Regions from separate parts of the Homo sapiens genome. Here region 1 is linked to region 2. A link is a loop called in an ENCODE intact Hi-C map of the cell type or tissue named here. Cell type or tissue: ascending aorta. All regions are shown on one strand. Links, peaks and the distances in the headings refer to the core of each region. The heading gives the core; the rest is flanking DNA.

Region 1 (9,955 bases), core at 935-8,934, 65 kb before region 2:
TTGTTGCTTTTTATAACAAAGGTGTTAATAGAAAGCACCACTATTTGCCACCTCTTCACAGAGCTGAGCTTCTTCTACTGGCAGTGGCTGATATTTGGTTAATGCCATCAACTGTGCGGTAGTGTGTTGAGTTATTACTGCCTCTATAGTTGACTGAATCCTCCTAATAAACAGGGGTAAAAGGTAAGGGAGGATGAGGCAGATGCCAAGAATAAACAAAAACCCACCAGTGAGGGTTTTGAATCCTCCAAAGGTTGAGAACCATCCTCCAAACAAAGAATCCAGGGACCATTAGGACCAAGTCTGAATTGGAACATGGGCCAACTTGTGCATTCTAGCTCTGATTTCCATGACAACCCGGCCATTATTAGCAATTTCTAGGCAACAGTTGGTTAAATTAAATTTTCCACATACTCTTCCTTCAGAGGCTAAGTGATAATCTAATGCCAATCTATTTCAATATATAGCATTTCTCATTTGTGTTGCTTGTATTGCCAATAAATCTAGTGCCCTTGATGTTTCATTGGTTATAATTTCAAAGACTGCCTGCAACCTTATGATGCAGTTGAGCATATAGATTGGGGTGTGGTAACCCCATGACCCATCTTGCACCCAGGTAGCTGGCCAATAATATTTAATTATTCTTTCAGGAGGCCATTCATTATCTTTCCAGTCTCCTATGTCCACATCCTTTTTGACATTTGTGTCTATTTTTGTGATTATGCTCTTCTAGTTCTTCTTTTATTTTCATCATCAACTGGATACCATAAGAGTTCCCCTTGCTTTAGAGGAATTAGAAAGAAGAATGGCTTGATTGTTACTACACACATGCTCCTGTCCATTTAGCTGGCAGTTGCCAATATGCCCATGCTCCACAGATCCAATATAGGCCAGAGGGTGCTTTCGAAGCATTTGGAACCTCTAGTTGATGCCAAGTGTGGCTTAGGGTAGAGAATGGAGATAAAGGATTTGGATCTGGTAAGTAGGAGTAATTCTGGGTGCTTCTCCATAGAGTTTTGTTTTTAGTCTCATCATAATACTGTTGCCCTAGGCAGGTTATTTCTCCTACTGCCTCTGTGAAAGCCTTTCCCCAACGGGCGATACGGTACTTTCCAATTATGGAGGTTTTTAACAACCAAACACTGGCTGAGGCTGTTGGTTCACTGGCAGGGTTAAGCGAAGTGAAGTTATCTTGTGGCATTAATTCCTTTGCCTCCCATGGCCACTGGTTCCCCATATTAGTTCCTCCACGTACATAGCATGAGGAAATTCCTAAGCTGCCAGCTATGTTTTCAGCTAGTTGAGCAAATAAGTTTTTGGTTGGTGGGGGAAGCTCAGGCACTGGCTTATCCAAATGCTTATAGAATGATTATGGACCCAGAATTGCGGGGTTGGATGCATTTGAGTCCTTTTAGTCTTTTTGACAATTAGTAGTGGAACTCCAAGGCCTGCTCCTAGTCTATCAAGTCGTTATAGTGCTGTCTGTCCTGTAGACCAGAAAGGTATCTCTGGCTTTAAGATAGTAAAATGTAAAGGATTGCATGTTCTTGTCTTACAGTTTGGTTTGGTTAACATACTACTTAGCAGAGCACTCCTTCCTGAATATAAATATTGGAGTTGTGTTAGTGTGGACCACTGAATGTTACAGTCTGGGCATCCGATTTGTGGTTCTTTGTACAGATGCTTAGGGCTGCTCCTGCTAAGCCTCTCTTGTGTTACACCATTGCAGACTGCTTCTGTTTTTTTTTAGGATTGTGAACATATGCAGCATAGCAGGCATCAAAGTACAAGGAAATAGGCCCTTTACAGGAGGGAGGGGCTTCTTTTGTTCGAGCTATAACTCTCCTTCTTTTTCTCCCTCTGATTTAATATGTATTTCAAACCAGAATTCATAGGGTAAGAGCTTAGGGTCATAACATACATATAGCTGATTATTTCCTGGGTCACAGACCGAATAGGTGGTCTGGTTGTATGTGCAGGTTCCTAACTTGGTTCCTGTACTGTAGGTATGGTACAGTAGAGTTTTAACTATGGTATTCCTTACCCAGGTAGTATGTACACAGTGTGGGCATCCTTCTAGAGATTTCTCCCCTTCTAGTATAGGCAGAAATGGTAACAACATTAGTGTATGTAATAGAAACATGCTTACACTACACATAGGAATGGCAAACCTTCCTCTGGGCATGGACATTTGCAGCATTTGCAGTAATAATGTAACAACAGAACAATTATAACTAGGCTTATAAATTTTATCTACATTTACTTATCTAGAGATGGTCCTCTTAGCTTCGGCTGTGTGTAGACTAGTCAGCTTCCAGGATGTGACTAGAGCAGAGCTTGCAAGATCTTCAAGCTTCAGCCATGTGTAGACTGACCAGCCTCCAGTGTGGTCAGAGCAGGGCAGTTGTCCTTCTTACTGGTGGTTGGGATTCGCCGTAGGTCTATTCGGGTGGGGCAATCAGGGTCTTGTTGGTTAATCCACTGGTCATAGTCGGGAGTCACTGCTGCTGCTAGTTTCAGCCAGCTATGGTGAATCCAAGGTGTGACACCTGCAACTTTAACAGCAGTAGAAGTAGACATGATTACAATATGAGGCCTATCCTGTATGGGTCCTAGAGTGGTTGGATTCCATTTTTTAACTTAAAGAAAATCCTTAGGTTTGAAAGGGTGTACTGGGTCTGTTAGACTTATAGGCATTTTTCTATACCTAGCCATGCATTTTTGCATGGCCATACTTAAAGTCTGCATTTGCCTTCTTAAAGTTACTTCTTCTAGTCTACAGATGATGGGGGGTGGCCGGCTGAACAAAATCTCAGAGGGGGAATACCCAGTTTGCTTGGTGGAGGTGCACCTGACTTGGAGGAGGACCATGGGCAAGACCTGATCCTACCTTTGATGAGTTTCTTGACACAATTTCTTCAGCAGTTGTTTTAGTGTCTGGTTCATGCTCTTCGCTTTACCTGAGCTCTGCAGTCTGTAGGCTATATGTTATTTCCATTTTATTTTTAATAGTCAAGTTAAGTCCTGAACTATTTCAGCCACAAATGTTGGTCCATTGTGAGATCTTAGAGTTAGAGGCAGTCCAAATCTGGGAATAATGTCTTTTAACAACACTTTGGTCACCTCTAGTTCCTTCTCTGTCCCGGTGAGGAAGGCCTTGACTTATCCTGAAAAGGTGAACACCAACATGTACTGATAGCCCCCATCACAGGGTAATTCGGTGAAGTTCATAAGCAGTTTTTCACATGGCATGGCTTCTGTTTCCTGAACTCCTGGGGGTGGAGTAAGCCCTTGTCATGGATTGTTCTGAACACAAGTTAAATATTGTTCATTTACAAATGGCTTGAGTAATAGCAGTGAGCCATGGCACATAGAAATGATGCCTTAATAATGTCTTTAGTGCTGTTTTTTTGTGTGTTTTTTTTTCAGGTCAGTTCCTTGGTGGAACTGTTTTACAAATCTGGGGGCCACCGTTTCAGGGATGGCTAGCCTCCCACTGGAAAATTTTTACTATCCTTCTTCAATGTAGTTGATATTTTTCTGGGCAAAACAAGCCCTTTCATTTGGAGTGTAGCTTGGGATCTACAGAAGGGGAATCTCTGGGAGGAGAGGCATAGCTAAGGCTTCTTCTTTAGAAGGTGGGGTTGTCCTGCTTTGCCTCTTTGTCTCATTTATTTATTTATTTATTTATTTATTTATTTTAGCCTTTAGTATTCTTCCTTTATGGTGCCCCTTGCAGTGCATCTCTGCCACATCTTTTAAGGCCTATACAGCATTTAAGAGCTGTAGAATTTCTTCCTTGTACTTTATTTCTTTACTTTCAGCAGTTAAAAGCCTTTTTTTTCTTTGTAAATAGCCTCATGAACATGGAAAGTGTCAGAAGCATATTTGGAATCTGTGTAAATATTTGTCTTTTGGTCTTTTGCTAGCCAGAGAGCTCTTGTCAGAGCTATTAGCTCTGCTTTCTAAGCAGAAGTTTCTGTAGGCAAAGACTGCACCTCTACTACTGAGTCCAAAGTCACCACTGCATACCCAGCTCAGCAGATTCCCTTTCGTATGAAACTGCTTCCATCAGTAAAATATTCTATGTCTGGCTCCCCAAGGGGCCTATCTGTCAAATCTCTCTGGCTTGAGAACACTTCATCTATCACATTTACACAGCAATGAAGGGGGTCTCCTGGTACTGACTTGATGAGGAGCAAGGTAGCCGGGTTTAGGGTATTCACAGTCTCTAAAGTTAGTTTGTTAGCTTATTGAGCCAGTAGGGCAGTGGCAGCTATTGCTTTAAAACAAGGAGGCCAGTGAAGTGCCACAGAATCTAATTGCCTGGATAAGTATGTCACTGGGTGATGCCATGACCTTATGGCTTGAGTTAGAACCTTCATGGCCTCCCTTTCACTTATGGGCATACAAGAAGATAAGCTTAGTTAGTTAGATCTGGCAGTCCTAAAGCTGGGGCCTGAGTCAAGGCTTTTTTTTTTTTTTTAATTTCTTTAAAAGTCTTCTCCTGGTTAGCCTCCTAGAGGAGGGGCTCTTTCTTTCCTTCTCTTTGTGGCTTAGCCATAAGCTAGAAATTTGGGATCTAAATGCAGCAGAACCTTGCTGCCCTTAGGAACTCTCTTATTTGACACCAGGTGGTTGGAGTAGGAAGTGCACAAACAGATTGCTTTTGTTTACTACTAAGCCATCTTTCCTCTTGGCTTATATAAAGGCTTAAATACTGGAGACTTTTAGAGCAGATTTGAGCTTTTTTCTGACACTTTATGTCCTGCCTTTCACAGCAGGTGCAGGGAGTCTTGGGTTTCTCCTGGGTGCAGTAGCCCTTGGCTGGAGGGTTTTTTTTTATACCATGGCCTTGACCATTCTCCTTATTTTATTTATTTATTTTTTGGGGCATTTATTCTTCTAGTGTCATTTCCTTTTGCACCGTGCACATTAATCTCTCTCTAGCCTTGGCCAGCTTTCAAACTCCTGTCCAAACCAGCCTTTTCCATGACTGTGTTCACGCCCACGACCATGCCTCCTTGCAAAGCCAGCTTCTCTTCCCATAAGGGCTGCTGCTAGTAAATTAGCCTTTGTTAAGCCTCTGATCAGCTTTCTTCTCTGCCTCCTGAACTCAGTTAATGTACACCTTGTAACCACTTTAATAAGCTGAGTTGCATTCACACCTACGGAGCTTCTAACTTCTGCAATTTGTGCCTGATATCTCCTTGGGCCTGCCTTACAAATGCTGTGTCCACCATGCACTGATTTTCAGCAGCCTTAGGGTTAAACAGAGTGTACAACCAAAATGCCTCAAAAAGTCTTTCTTAAAACTGGCTGGTGCTTTTATCTGCACCCTGGAGCACCTCTGAGATTTTTTATATTGGTTGCCTTTTTCTTTTACCAGCCTTTAGCCTTTGCAGAAGGGCTTCTTGGCACTTTTGTAGGTGCTGAAGCTGGACTGCATCATCTGGGTCCTAGTGGGTGTCCTCTTGTCCTCTTAAGAGGCATAAGCATAACTTGGGCGTGACCAGACCTGAGACACCCTCCCTGACTTTTCCAGCCTTTCACTTTAACTTCCTGGAGCTCTAATTTCTCCTTCTCAGGTGAGACTGGGAGCCTGTATCTCTTTGAACTTAATTCCTTAGGGGCAGTTAGCCTTGGTAAAGGGAGGTAGATTGGAATGTAGGGAGGAGGGGTCTCTATTCCCTCCTGTGGTTCTTGCAAAACTGGTTTTCTCTTTCCTGAGACTTTTCTTTTGTCTCCGTAGTTGCCAGGGCAGCTGATTTTTACTTTTACTTTTGGCTTTCACTTTTCACTTTTGGTGCTACAAGCCTCTGTGACTTTACCTTTAACTCCGTAGCCGCCAGCGCAGCTGGTTTCTCTGGGTGTGAGCTGTGAACGTTCTACAATAAACTGCTAGGCAGGGCTGCATTCATTTAGCCATGAATCAATATAAAGACTAGGTCTGAATGCCCTGGCTGTCTTCCAGGGCTAGTCACTACCTTAAAACACACAGCCAATTTACCTATAGTGCCATTGGTCAGCCATCCATCACTAAAAGAGGGCTATTCTAATTCACAGTATGTCCTTAACTTTTGAACATCCAGTTTCATCCCATAATCAGCTCTAAATCCTTTTTAAAAATTCTTTATCATGCACTCCAAAAGGAGTTGGTTTCCATGCTTTTCCTCCCATTTCCTCCCTTGAGGTGCACTTTCACTCTAAGGTCCACCAGACTGGGTCCTATTACAGGAGTTTCAGACGCTGCTTAGCCAGGAACGTGCCTTTCCCTGCCACAGACTGCTGCAGCTGTGAAGCTCAACCTATCAGCCATATGCAACATCCTAGGACTGATTTCCCCCACACTCGCCTGGGAGCACACAGCCTGCGCTAAGGGATCTGTGCCTCCCCACATTACTCCCCGCATTGGCCTCTCCTGAGACCGTCTCTTTCACACACTTTCACACACCTCCCTTGCCTCAGGACTCCTCATCGGACAAAACAACCCTCTCTCGTGTCCCGGGTGAGCCTAGTTAGATTCCCACATTCACACACATACACACACCACTTCTACCCCAGGACTCTTCATCAGAGGAAACGAACCTCTCTGGTGTCCTGGGTAGGTCCGCACACACCCACACACTCCCAGTTGGGGTGGCAAGCCACTCTTACCATTCTGCCAGCAAACTCTTCCTTGCTGCACTTGCCGCTGTATCGGCCCATTTTCTCCACCAGTGAACCACTTTCACTTTGTTAGGGGGACACGAGGTTCATCCAAATTGGCGGGCCACTCCTGCCACCCCCAGCCACTCTGGGTTGGATGAGTGGTTGGTCCCTGGGAGGTGATCAAGCTCACCTTCATCCCTATGGGATGGGCTTTCCTACCTTGGGCCCTTTCTCCTTACCGCGGTTCCTGAAGTGCTGGTGTCATCCTGCAGCCCCATCTCAGGTTCAGTTGCACTGCTGGGCAGGATGCGGGGAGAGCCAGTCTCCATCCGGGTGAAACTCCCCCATGGCATGCCTTGGATGCCAGGTCTTCCACAGCCCCAGGGCCCTAGTCCCATGGGCAAAGGAGACAGTAAATCTGTTATCTCCAATCCCCATATGGGCCACCAGAAATGTTTGGGGATGATTTAGGAATCAGAGAGACCGATGGGGTTGAGGAGGATATATGTATTATTTAGGTGCACCAGCCAACCCAGTCAGATTAATATCCAAAGGACTGAGCCCAGAACAAAGAGTCAGGTTACCTTTTAAGCATTTTGGGGGTGGAGAGGGGGGAGGGAGAGATCTGTTCAGGGGGAAGCATATTACAGAAGTGAGAAACAAAGACAGTTATTCAATTGAGACATGCATTACATCATTTCTTACTTTTCAAGGAAAAACATGTTTTGCAACTTGGGTTTATCTGTCTAGTGACCTTGCAGCTGCACAGCTAGAGAAACAGGGTCTTCACAATGCCTGGGAAAGGGAGAGATAAGGCTCACTAGCCACAGACAGAGAAACAGGCAGTTAATTTTTAAAGGACTCCACCTCTTTCTCTTCCTCTGGGGCAACTGGGTTTTCTTACATACAACTGAGTTTTTGCTTACACATTCTTTAATTTCTTTTAATTCCTGTTCCACAGGTAGAAGAATGCCATTCACTCCCAAGTGGTGAGAGACAAGCAGCCAGTGGTAGGAAGGTCATCAAGTCAGTTGTCAGAAACCTCACTTATGTCACTGTTTTGCTATGTGACCCTGACCTAGTTCCTTGCCCTCTCTTGATCTCAGTTGCTTTATCTGTAAAATTTCACATTTTTCAGCAAGTCAACCTTCCATGTTCCTCTCATTAAAATATACTCACCCCTGGGACTGTGCAAAGGAGATTTGTAAAGTCAGGGGGTTATTGTGTTACATATTCCTTGTAGGTGGGAAACCTAAAGTCTTATTTTTCTATTAAAAATATATGAAGTAGTTGAATGAAAGGTTAAAATGAATTTTTAAGGTAAAACTTAAGACCCCAAGAAAAATGGAATTGCCAACTATGGCTTATAGGTAGCTTTGGGAGCAAACTCTTTCCATCTCCCAGGGACTGGGTGCCTTCAGAGACACCTGGGGGCAAAGTGAAGGAAGGCTGGAGATAAGAAAGGCCCCTTCTGCCTCCAAAACTCTGATTCTGTAAGCCTTCAGTCATGTCTCACATTATACACACAAACCATGCTGGGTTTGTTTTCTTGGAGTAATACTTGAGTTTTTAAAGCTCTTTATTTCAACCCCAAAAGGCAAACATTACAGCAAAGTCACATCTTATGCTGTAGTCTAATGTCAGAGAATTTAATTAAAACAGAGTACTCTTGAAAAATCCCTCGAATTTCCCAAAGTCAGTATGATACCATTTCACAGCAAGACCAGCAGACCTAGTGTTTCCTCTCGTGTTGGGATTATTTGCAGTTGCTTTGAACACCATAGAAGCCTTGCATTTACAATTGTAGTAGGCCCAAGGCCCTCTCAGTCCAGGGGAAGCTCCTGAGAAACAAGAGAGACTGAGGGAACCACAGATCTTATCTGCCATCTCAAGCTCATGCTAGGGCAGAGGTACATTGATCGCAGTAATTTTATATATAATATATATATAATATGCAAATTTATATATAAGTATAATTTATATATAAGTATATATATCATATAATTATATGTATATATGACATGTAAGTGTATATAATATATGACATATAAGTATATATTTTATATATTTATGTATAATTTTATATATAAATTTTATATATGAGATATAATATATAAATGTTTTTATATATTTATATGTAATATGTTTTATATATATTTATATTTATTATATATTATATATATTTATATTTATATATTATATATTACATATATTATATATTTATATTTTTATATATTATATAATATATATTATATATTATACATATTTTGTACATAATTTATATATAAGCATAATTTATATATAAGCATAAATATTATATATAACTTACATATACTTACATATACATGTATATGTATATATATACTTATATATAAATTATATACAATATATACTATATGATATATATTATATATACTTATATATAAATTATATATCCTATAATTATATTTATATATGACATGTAAGTATATATTATATATGACATAAAAGTATATATTTTATATATTTATATATAATTTTATATATAAATTTAATATATGATATATAATATATAAATATGTTTTTTATATATATATATATATATATATATTTTTTTTTTTTTTTTTTTTTTTTGAGATGGAGTTTTGCTCTGTCACCCAGGCTGGAGTGTAGTGGTTTGATCTCGGCTCACTGCAAGCTCAGCCTCCCAGGTTCACAACTAATCTCCTGGCTCAGCCTCCCGAGTAGCTGGGAGTATAAGCGCCCACCAGCATGCCCAACTAAATATATTTTTTTTACTCTCCCCCTTTCTCTCTTTCTCTTCCCCACCCCTCATCACCAAGGTCACAGAGTTTAATTTTAAAAAACAAGCTTAGCAGTCTGGTTAAGGGCACAGACTAGGATGCCGACTGAGTTTGAATCCTGGCTCTGCCATTTGCTAGCTGTATATTACCAAGCAAATTACCTAACCTCTCTGAGTCTCAGTTTCCTTACCTGCAAAATGGGCATGATTAGAGTAGTACTCATCTCCTAGGGTTGCTCTGAGTACTGAATGGTTCATATTTGTAACTCATTGAGAGCATTGCCTGGAACATAGCAAGTGCTATTCAAATGTTCATTAGATTACTTAATGAATTCATTAAATTACTTAAGATTCATTACTTAAATTACTTAAGATTAAATGACTTAAGATTCATTGTATTTTACTAATTTTTCAAATAAAAAAATGCTGGTCCACATGTCCGAATCACCCATCAAGTCAGTGTGATGCCTAACTCCGGGAGAGCCAGTTTTCCTCTAGTGTTGCAAACTCCCAGTTTCCTGT
Region 2 (9,955 bases), core at 808-8,807:
TAGTGTAAGGGTGCAGTTGTGAGGATAACAGAAACATGGCAGATTATTTAAAATCATACTGAAATGGTGCTTATTTGATGAAAGTGATTCTAAACCATTGGAAAATAATTCAAGACACCCAAGAGCTTTGGGGGTGAGTAGAAAGCTACTACAGACGCAAGGTAAGGAGCTTCCTCCCCACAGTTGTAGGCTCCTTCGGTGCTGATGTGGATGATGCCATGGCCGTTAGACTCTCTCAACATAGAATTTCTCATGTGTTGGTTTTTTTCAGATTGTCCCTTCTATAAGAAAGGCCCTTGACAACTGGACAGTTTTTCCCCCTTGCTTTTGGGCATAGTCTGCCAGGTCAGCACGTGGATGTATTTTTCTCCCCACAGCTCTGTGCAAAAGCCTTGTAGAGGGAGATGGCAGAGAGGAAGGCTGCCTACAAGCAGCACAGGTAGGTAATTGTGATAGACATTTTTAAGGATGTTTTTGTTTTCAGATGAAGCTTTGAGTGTCTAGTAAAGAACTTGGTGTTTTAATTCTTCTTCAAGTGAATTCTTTCTCTGTCTTCCAGATGGGAAATGATGGAAAAGCAGAGAGTCATGGAGATACACAAGAGTCAGGAGCCAGCCCAGGGACAACTGGGCCTAGAGAGCACTTTCTGGAGAGGTAGGAGCTCACTGTGAAGGTAGTCACTTCTGCTGCACAATCCACACACCCTGCTTCTCCTTTTGGGGTTGAGAGCTCAGGTGGGGTAACAATTATATTTCCTGGAAGCAATTCTAAGCACTTACTACAGAGAACATGTGTCTCTCTTGGTGGCAGGACCCTATTTTTCTCAGATGCCCTAGCTGAATGTCTTTTCGATGGTCCCCTGAGAATGGCAGAGCTCAGGATCATCCACTGACTGTGGACGTTGCCCCACTCTGACATCTTGGTTACTTTTAACTGAGAAGAGGAGCCTAGAAAGCAAAGGGACCAGCTCCCCTTCCACCTTCGGTCAGCATCTAGGCTTTATTTTTCCTTCATTTGAGAAAAGTAATACCAATAACATTTTAGAATGGGAGCTATATGTGCTGATGAGAGCAGACGTTTTCTGGCTATGTCTTCATAGATCAATATTGCACCATGAGGTCTGGTTTAAGAAAAGAAGCATTTATTTACATTTTTTGGAGCTTCATTTTTTTGTTTAATTGTTTATTGTGGACTATATAATATAACTCCATTAGGAAATTAAATTTCCATGTAATCTTACTCTTCTAACATTCTAGGTGTAACCCTAAAACTTTTCAGTTAATTTCTGACACTCTTACCTTTTCTCAGTACTTCTAGTCAGTTTATGTCCATTTCTGTTCTTACATTTTGATAGTACCTGGACAGATATGAAAGTTAAAGTAGCTATAAATGTACAGAACTTTAAATGTCCACACGATTTGAAGAAAAGGAGCAGTGCTGTTTCTTTTCAGGGTTTATTGATATTCTTCCAATCCATGGCTGTTTCTATTTTAAATTTTAGTCTCTGTTTACAGGATGAGTGATCTTTTTTCTGATGTGTACTGGGAACCCCTGATTTAGAGCTCATTTGTAGCTTCTTAGAGCCCTACCTGTCCAGAGGCGGTTGATAGTTAAGAAAACCCATGGACCAGGGCTCTGAGGTGTCTGAGCCAGCCAGCCACTCAGCCTCTAATCCAGCCTCTTGGCCAGCCAGCAGCTCAGCCAGCCCAGCCTCCCAGCCCTCTTCTAGGTCAGACTCTCACCCAGCCATTCGGCCAGCCTCCCAGCTGGCCTTTAAGACAGCTAGCCTGTGGGTCTCTCTGCCAGCCTCCCAGGCAGTCTGTTGGTGAGCCTTCGAGGTAACCTCTAAACCAGGGAGCCAGCCCACCTCTGGGCAAGATTCCAAGCCACCCCCTTGGCAGATCTCTCAGCCAGCCAACCTGCCAGCCAGTCTCTTAGCAAGCTTCTCAACCAGCCAGGCTCTCAGGAAGTCTCTAAGCCAGCCTCTCAACCAGGCAGCCTCTGAGCCAGTCTCTCAGGCAGCCAGCCTCTCAAACAGCCTCCCAGCCAGCCTCTCAGCCAGCCTCTCAACTGCCCTTTCAAGCAGCTAGCCTCTCAGCCAGCCCACCTACTAGCTGGCCTCCAGGCAAGCCTCTAATCCAGCCAGCCTCTCAGTAACCCTCTAAGCCAGACTTGCAGGCAGGCAGCCTCTCAGCCAGCTTCCCAGGCAACCAGCCTCTCAGCCAGGCAGCCACCCAGACTGCATCTTGACCAGCCTTCCAGATAAACCCTTGCTCAGCCTGACAGCCAGCCAGCCTGACAACCATGCTCTAGGCAAGCCTTTAATACAGCCAGCTTCTCAGCAAGCCTCTAAGCCAGCCTCTCAACCAGGCAGCTTTTGAGCCAGGCTTTTAGGCAGCCAGCTTGTCAAACAGCCTCCCAGTCAGTCTCTCATCCAGGCTCTCATGCATTTAACCTCTTGCCCAGCCTCCCAGGTGTCCTCTTGGCCAGCCTATATGCACCACCTTTGCCAGCCTCTCAGTCAGTCAGCCTGATAGCCAACCTCTCAGCAAGCCTCTAAGACAGCCTCTCAGCCAGGCAGCCTCTCAGCCATCCTCTCAAGCAGCCACCCTCTCAAACAGACTCTTAGAAGTCTCTCAGTCAGCCGTCCTCTCAACAGGCCTCTAAACTGGCTTCTCAGCCAGGTAGATTCTCAGCCAGACTTCCGCTCAACCAGTCTCTCAAACAGCCAGACAGCCAGTCTCTCAAACAGCCAGACAGCCAGTCTCTCAAACAGCCAGACAGCCAGCCTCTCAGTCAGCCTGCCTGCCGGCTTCTTGCTCAGCCTCCTCAGCCAGCCTCTCAAACAGCTTCATGGCCAGCCTCTCAGCAAGACAGTTAGCCAGCCATTGTCTCAGCAAACATCTCAGCCAGCCTCTCAGTCAGGCAGATTCTCAGCCTGGCATTTTCTCAGCCTGCTTCTCAGCCAACCAGTCAACCAGCCTCTCAGCTGGTTTCCCCAGCCAGCCTGTTAAACAGCCTCCCAGACAGCCTCTAGGCCAGACTCCCAGCCTGCCTTTTCCCCAGCCTCCCTTGCAGCTATCCTCTGGACCAGGCTATGAGCCACTCTCTCAGCCAGCAGGACAGCCAGCCTCTGAGTCCGTCTCCCAGCTGGCCTCTTGACTGGCTTCCTAAGTGGCCTCTATACCAGCGAGCCAGCCAGCCTCTCAGCAAGCCTCCCAGCTGCACCATTGGCTGGCATCTCTGCCAGCCAACCGGCCAGTCGGCATCTCAGCAAGCCTCAGCCAGCCATCCGCACAGCAAGCCTCAGCCAGCCAGCCTCACAGCAAGCCTCTAAGCCAGCCTCTCAACCAGGCAGCCTCTCAGCCAGACACTAAGTCAGACACTCAGTCAGACAGACCGCCTCTCAGCCGGAAAGCCTGCCATCCAGCCTCACAACAAGCTACTTGGCCAGCCTTTAAGATAGCCAACCAAGCAAACTCTCAGCCAGCCAGCCAGCCTGCCAGCCAGCTTCTAAGCAAGTAAACCTCTCAACCTGCCTCTCAGCTGGCCTTTAAGTGAGCCTCTCCACCAGGCAGCCTATGAGCCAGCCTGTCAAGCAGCCATCCTCTGTAACATACCACCAGGCTCTCGGAAAGCCTCTCAGCCAGCCAACCTCTCAGCAAACCTCTAAGCCAGCCTCTCAGCCAGGCAGAAACACAGCCAGCCATCCTCTCAGACATCCTCTCGGCCAGCCTCCAAGACGCCCCATTGACCAGCGTCTCAGCCAGCTAGCCTGCTTCCCAGCCTCTTGGCAAGTCTCTCAGCAAGCCAGCCTCTCAGCAAGCCACTAAGCCAGCCTCTCAACAACGTGGTCTCTGAGCTAGCCTCTCAGGCAGCCAACCTCTCAACCTCCCAACAAGCCTCTCAGCCAGCCAGCATCTCAGCAAGCCTCTAACCCAGCCTCTCAACCATGCAGATTCTCAGTCAGCCATTCTCACCTCCACCCTCTCAGCTAGCTACACAGCCTGCACTTGGCCAGACTCCCCAGACAGCCTCTAAAACAGCCTCTAAACAGCCTGATATCCAGCCCCCCAGCCTGCCTTTTCTCCAGTCTCCCATGCAGCCATCCTCTGGACCAGCCTATCAGCCAGCCTCCCAACCATCAAGGGAGCCAGCCTCTCAACCAGCCTCCCAGCGAGCCTCTTGACCAGTGAGCTAGATGGCCCTTCGACCATCCTCCAAGTCACCCCCTTGACTTGCCTCAGCCAGCTAGCCTGCTAATCAGGCCCTCAAAAAGCCTCTCAGCTAGCAAGCCCCTCAGCAAGCCACTAAGCCAGTCTCTCAGCAAGGAGGTCTCAGAGTCAGCCTCTCAGACAGCCAGCCTCTCAAACAGCCTCTAAGCCAGCTTTTCATAAATCTTCTAAGCCAGTCTCTCAGCCATGCAGATTCAGAGCCAGCCCCCCATCTGTCCTCTCACCCAGGCTTCCAGGCAGCCTCTTAGCCAACTTTCCAACCAGCCTCTCAGCAAGCCTCCCAGCTGGACTGTCGGCCAACCTCCCAGGCGTCCTTTGGCCAGCATCCCAGCCCGGCATTGGCCGATCTCTCAGCCAGCCAACCAACCAGCCAACCTCTCAGCAAGCCTCTCAGCCAGCCAGCCTCTCAACAAGATTCTAACCCAGCCTGTCAGCCAGGCAGATTCTCAGCCAGCCAACCAGCCACCTCTCTGCTGGCCTCCCCAGCCAGCCTCTCAACCAGCCTCTTAGCCATCCACTCGGCAAGCCACCCAGCAAGTCTCTTGGCCAGACTGCCAGCCTGCCAGCCTATCAGCCAGAAGGCCTGTCATGCAGCCTCACAACCAGCCCCTCTACCAGGCCCCCAGCAAACCACACAGCCAACCTTTAATACAGCTAGTCAGCCAGACTCTCAGCGAGCAAGCCTCTCAGGCAGCCACCCTTCATCCAGCCTCTCTGCTACCCTCCCAGCTGGCCTCTCATTGGCCAGCCTCCCAGGTGGCCCCTTGGCCAGTTCCCCAGCCAGCCACCCTCCCATCCAGACTTTCTCCCAGGTACTAAGCCAGCCATACTCTCAGCAAGCCTCTCAGCCTGGCAACCTCACAGCCAGGCTCTCAGCAAGCCATTCACTCAACTTGCCACTCTGCCTGCCTCCCAGCCAGCCATTTGGCCATGCAGCCAGTCTTTCATTTAGCCCTCCAGTCAACCTCTCAGCCAGCCAGACTGCCAGCCAGACTGCCAGCCTCTTGGCCAGACTCACAGCTGCCCTTTTTGCCAGCCTCTCAGCCAGCCAACCTGCCAGCTGGCCTCTCAGCAAGCAAGCTTCTCAGGCAGCCTCTCAGCCGACCTTTTAGGCAGCCAGCTCTCAGCCAGGCTGTCTGCCATCCTGCCTCTCAGCAAGCCTCTCAGCCAGCCAGCCTCTCAGTAAGACTCTAACTCAGCCAGTCAGTCAGATGGCCTTTGAAACAGTCATTTTCTCACCCAGCGTCTCAAACAACCTCCTAGCCAGCCTCTCAGCCATCCAGCCTCTCAGTAAGCCTCTAATTAGCTCAGCCAGTCAGTCAGACAGCCTTTGAAACAGTCATCTTCTCACCCAGCCTCTCAAACAGCCTCCCAGCCAGCCTCTCGGCCAGCCTCTCAGTCAATCTCTAAGCCAGCCTCTCCACCAGGCATCCTCTGAACAAGCCTCTCAGGCAGCCAGCCTCTCTCAGCCAGGCAGATTCTCAGCCAGCCATTCTCTCAGCCAGTCGCTAGCCCATTCAGCCAGCCAGCCTGTCACACAGCCTCCCATACAGCCCTCTAGGCCATCGTCCCAGTCTGCCTCTTTGGAAGCCTCTGATGCAGCCATCCTCTGGACCAGCCTATCAGCCAGCTTCTCAGTCAGCAAGACTGCTAGCCTCTCAAGGAGCCTCCCGGCTAGCCTCTCAGCCAGCCTTCCAGCTGGCTTCTTGACTAGCCTCCCAGTTGGCCTCTCAACCAGAGAGACACCTGGTCTCTCAGCAAGCCTCCCAGCCACACCCTTGGGTGGCCCCTCAGCCAGCCAACCTGCCAGCCAGCGTCTGAGCAAGCCTCTCAGCCAGCCTCTCAACCAGGCAGCTTCTGAGCCAGCCTCTCAGGCAGCAAGCTTCTCAAACAGCCTCCCAGTCAGCCTCTCGGCCAGCCTCTCAGGTGTCCTCTTGGCCATCCAGGCAGCTGGCTTCTTGGCCAGCTTCCAAGACCCCCTTGACTGGCCTCTCAGCCAGCCAGCCTTCCCGCCAACCTATCAATAAGCCTCTCAGCCAGTCACCCTCTCAGCAAGCCTCTAAGCTAGCCTCTCGGTCAGTGAGATTATCAGCCTGCCATCTTCTCAGCCAGCTTTTCTCCAAGCCTCCCCAGCCAGTCTCTCAAACAGCCTCCCAACCAGCTTCCTGGCCTGCCTTTTGGTCAGCCTCCCATGCCGCCATCCTCTGGACCAGCCTCTCAGCCAGCCTCTGTACCAGATTGCCAGCCGGCCTCTTGGCAAGCCTTTCAGCCACCCCCTTGTCCAGCCTCTCAGCCAGCCAACTTACCAGTCAGCATCTCAGCAAGCCTCTAATCCAGCCATCCTCTCAGCCTGCCTCTAAGCCAGCCTTTCAACCAGTCAACCTCTGAGGCAGCCAGCCTCTCATACAGCCTCTCAGGCAGCCTCTTGTCTGGCTCTTAATCCAGACAGCCTCTCAGCCAGTCTCTCTGAGAGGTCTGAGTGCCGGCCTCTCAGACTTCCTCTGGACCAGCCTCCTAGCTGCCCCCTTGGCCAGCCTCTCATCCAGCCAGCCTGCCAGCTCTTATTGAAGGGCTGCAGGGTGTCTTGTCTGCACATGGCTTCCATTACCATTGAAGGAACATTTACTAGGAGAATAGCAATTGTTTAGAAGATCAGTTTTACTAGCCTTTAAAATAAGCGCAATAGCACATTAAAAAATCCAAGAAATCAACACTTAAAAAATTTGTGTTTCTGGACTCAGAATTAACATAATAACAAACAATCAGATTTAAGGGGAAAGAACTATTATCACAAATTAATAACTCATCCAATGCCTATTAGTTAAGCAACTACTATATGCTCAAAATTGTTTTACATGATCTTTGCCCTCATGGATAAAGAGAACAAAGGTAAAAAAAAAAAAATACTTTTGACCAAAAGCTCTGTTGGCATCCTACTAAACAAATGCAAACCTATTTAATTTTCATAATGTAAATGGCAGCTATTTTTATAATTCTTCTGCTAATAAATTATTTTTTTCTGATTTTTTTGGTAAAACCCAATATTCATAATGAAGTCCAGAACCATGAATTGTTTAAAATGATTTCTTCTTATTTATGATTACAAGTATACCTCTACAGGAAGTCAGTATACTCATACCAAAGCTAGTATTCCAGAAGAAAATGGCAAATTTAATAATTCCCAGGAACACAACAACAATGTTAAGCATCCAAGGAATTCAAAAAAAGTCAGGCCCAGGATGAAGATGGCCAGGCAGAAAATTGATGACCTGGAATAATAGCAGTTGAAATAATGAGAAGGGTCAATGACATTTACAATATTTCAGTCACAAAGAATTATCCTTAGAAACCCTCAACCTCCTCCAAGAAGTAAGTGCACCCTCAGATATCACCAGGGGATTCCACCGTTTCAAGAAAGATTGGAAATTACCAGTCCCATGTTTCTCGCATGGCTGGTAGTCTTCTTAGGCTTTGTGAATGTGGTGTGTCTTTTTTCTTGGTCTAAAGCAGGGATGTCCAATCTTTTGGCTTCCTTGGGCTATATTAGAAGATGGAGAATTTTCTTCAACTTGGGCCACACATAAAATACACTAACACTATCAATAGCTGATGAGCTATAAGAAACACACAAAAAACTCATAATGTTTTAAGAAAGTTTACACATTCATTTTGGGTTGCATTCAAAGCTGTCCTGGGCTGCATGTGGCCTGTCAGCTGTGGGTTAGACAAGCTAGGTATAAGGTAATTACCTTTTCTTTAAAGTTATTTACTTTTATTTACTTATTTACTTATATTTACTTATGTTTTAAATTGAATATGACATTGTATCTATTTGTCATGTACCATATGATGAAAGAATCCCTCTGAATCATACTTCTTTCTTAGAGTACATGAATTTTTGCTATTTAAAGATCAGCATAAGTAAAAAAAATACAATAAAGAGATGATTTCATTCAGAAATAAGTATCAAATTTTAGTGCTTAAACATAACCAATGTAGAGGTCATAAAAATGGCATGAATAGTATGGGGTTTCTCTAAGATTCTTGATATTAATTCCATTAGACTCTTACGTGAATTAAGACAAAGATTTCACCTGAGTAACTTCCAACACCTTCTGATAACATTCCTACATTGATTCCTTGGATTTAACTGTATATTCTTGAAAACATCTTAATTTTAAATGTTTCAAGATGGCGAATTAAACAGAGATAGCCATTCAACAGGTTAAACTCAGAATATGCTGAGTCCAAAATGGAAAGGATTGAATTAGAGATCTGTGCAACAATGGGAATGATTTCAGAAACATTGTGTTGAGCAGAATAAGGCAGACACAAAAGAGTACCTATGGCATGGCATGCATCTATATATGTGAAATTCCAGACTAAGCAAAATTAACCTACTATGAGAAAGGGATTGGCTAGGAAGAGGGAGAGTTCACTTTCTGTGGTGACATAATAGTGTAGATCTTGAAAAGGAGGTGGGTTATGCTGGTGTAGGTACTTTTCAAAGTTAGTAAACTCACACTTAAGATTTGCATATTTTCTTCTATGTCACTCTTCTTTAGAAGAAAATTTTATAAAGAAATATTGAATTCTAGTTAATGTTAGTCTTGCCAAACTATTCAGCAGGAAGTATGTTGATGCCTCCAATTCAGTTGGAAATACATGTAAAATAAGATGGGCTGAGGGATGGGTAGAGGAATGGAAAGATGGGTAGATATGTGTTGTCATGTTCATTAAAATGTTAACAAATCAATGTTGTATGTATGAGCATTTTTATAACAAAATGTTGATGGTAATTGCCAAAAGTCACTTGTCTCATGTCAGTGAGTTTTCCTTTGAACAGGAGTTCGAAAATAATTATTATTCATGTTCTATATGTTGGAACAATTTGAGACACTCTATCAATTGGATCTTTTCCCTGTCAATTGGCCATGTAGTTGCAAAAATGCAAGGATACACAGGGAAATCTTGCAGAGGTGCTGCTTTCTGGGTTTTGTTGTTTTCAGGACAAAGACCAAATGGGAAGAACAAGTCGCATATCTCTTTCCAAGGGAGAGGATTGGCAAACTATTGGCAATGGTACTAGAACATTGTAAATTGCACAGGTGGCTCACATTCTATTTCTTTTGGACGGTGCTGCCCCAGAGCTGTCTTCAGCTTTGCAAGGTCAGTTCAGGATTGGCCAAAGGCTTTTTGAGGGATTGCCTTTGAAGTATTGAGCCTGGAGAAGTGGGCTCTGAGTTCTGACCTCAGACCCAGAGACCCACAAGTCAGTGAGAGGTCAAAAGGACGGACCTCGGGGTCAGAGGAGAGAAATGACCATCACACAGCAGAACTGAGACTTTCTGCTCAGAAATGTGGAGAGTTTGTTCTACAAGTCAGTAGGGACCACAGTCACCATCAGCACTGACCACAGGTTTCTCCTAACCTCTGTGTTGTCCCCAAAGCCCAGAATTTATGACAATGCTCTCTTTCCTCTCTTTGGTGACAGACAGGAGGCGACCGCATGAGACCATGGCTGAGACACCTAGTCCTCCAGGCACTGAGGAACTCCAGGGCATTCTGTGGGTCTTGTGGGCAGCCAGCACCTCTACCTGTTCCTCAGAAGATCGTGGCCACCTGGGAAGCCATCAGCCTGGGAAGGCAGCCGGTGCCTGAATACTTCAACTTTGCCCATGATGTGCTGGATGTGTGGAGTCGGCTGGAAGAGATGAAGC

Evidence for each region. Hi-C counts contacts between places; a loop is a spot of excess contacts. Peaks named below come from ENCODE experiments on the same cell type or tissue, not always from the same donor. Only the 100,000 strongest peaks of a DNase experiment are listed, where the experiment ranks them.
Region 1: it touches region 2 in a loop (3-fold over the local background); 5 of 110 quality-filtered maps call a loop at or near these places.

What each region holds. Positions count from the first base shown.
Region 1 is chr16:20,671,758-20,681,712 of GRCh38, reverse strand. The region is part of intron 4 of ACSM1 (acyl-CoA synthetase medium chain family member 1); the gene reads left to right. It also overlaps a transcript of ACSM3 not described here. Among named protein-coding and RNA genes, the nearest start is that of ACSM1, 21 kb to the left of the region's middle. In ascending aorta, for the core only: no CTCF peak of the experiment used is centred there; DNase peaks (open chromatin) are centred at 5,494 and 5,866; H3K4me3 peaks cover 2,184 bases; H3K27ac peaks cover 2,416 bases.
Region 2 is chr16:20,606,897-20,616,851 of GRCh38, reverse strand. It overlaps LOC107984831 (a long non-coding RNA gene), which reads right to left and starts at 6,674. Exons shown (of 3, transcript XR_001752102.1): 1 at 6,542-6,674; 2 at 1,299-1,357. It also overlaps the pseudogene ACSM5P1. RefSeq lists an enhancer at 2,582-3,081. In ascending aorta, for the core only: no CTCF peak of the experiment used is centred there; DNase peaks (open chromatin) are centred at 3,631, 4,571, 5,271, 6,111 and 2 weaker places; H3K4me3 peaks cover 5,491 bases; H3K27ac peaks cover 5,829 bases.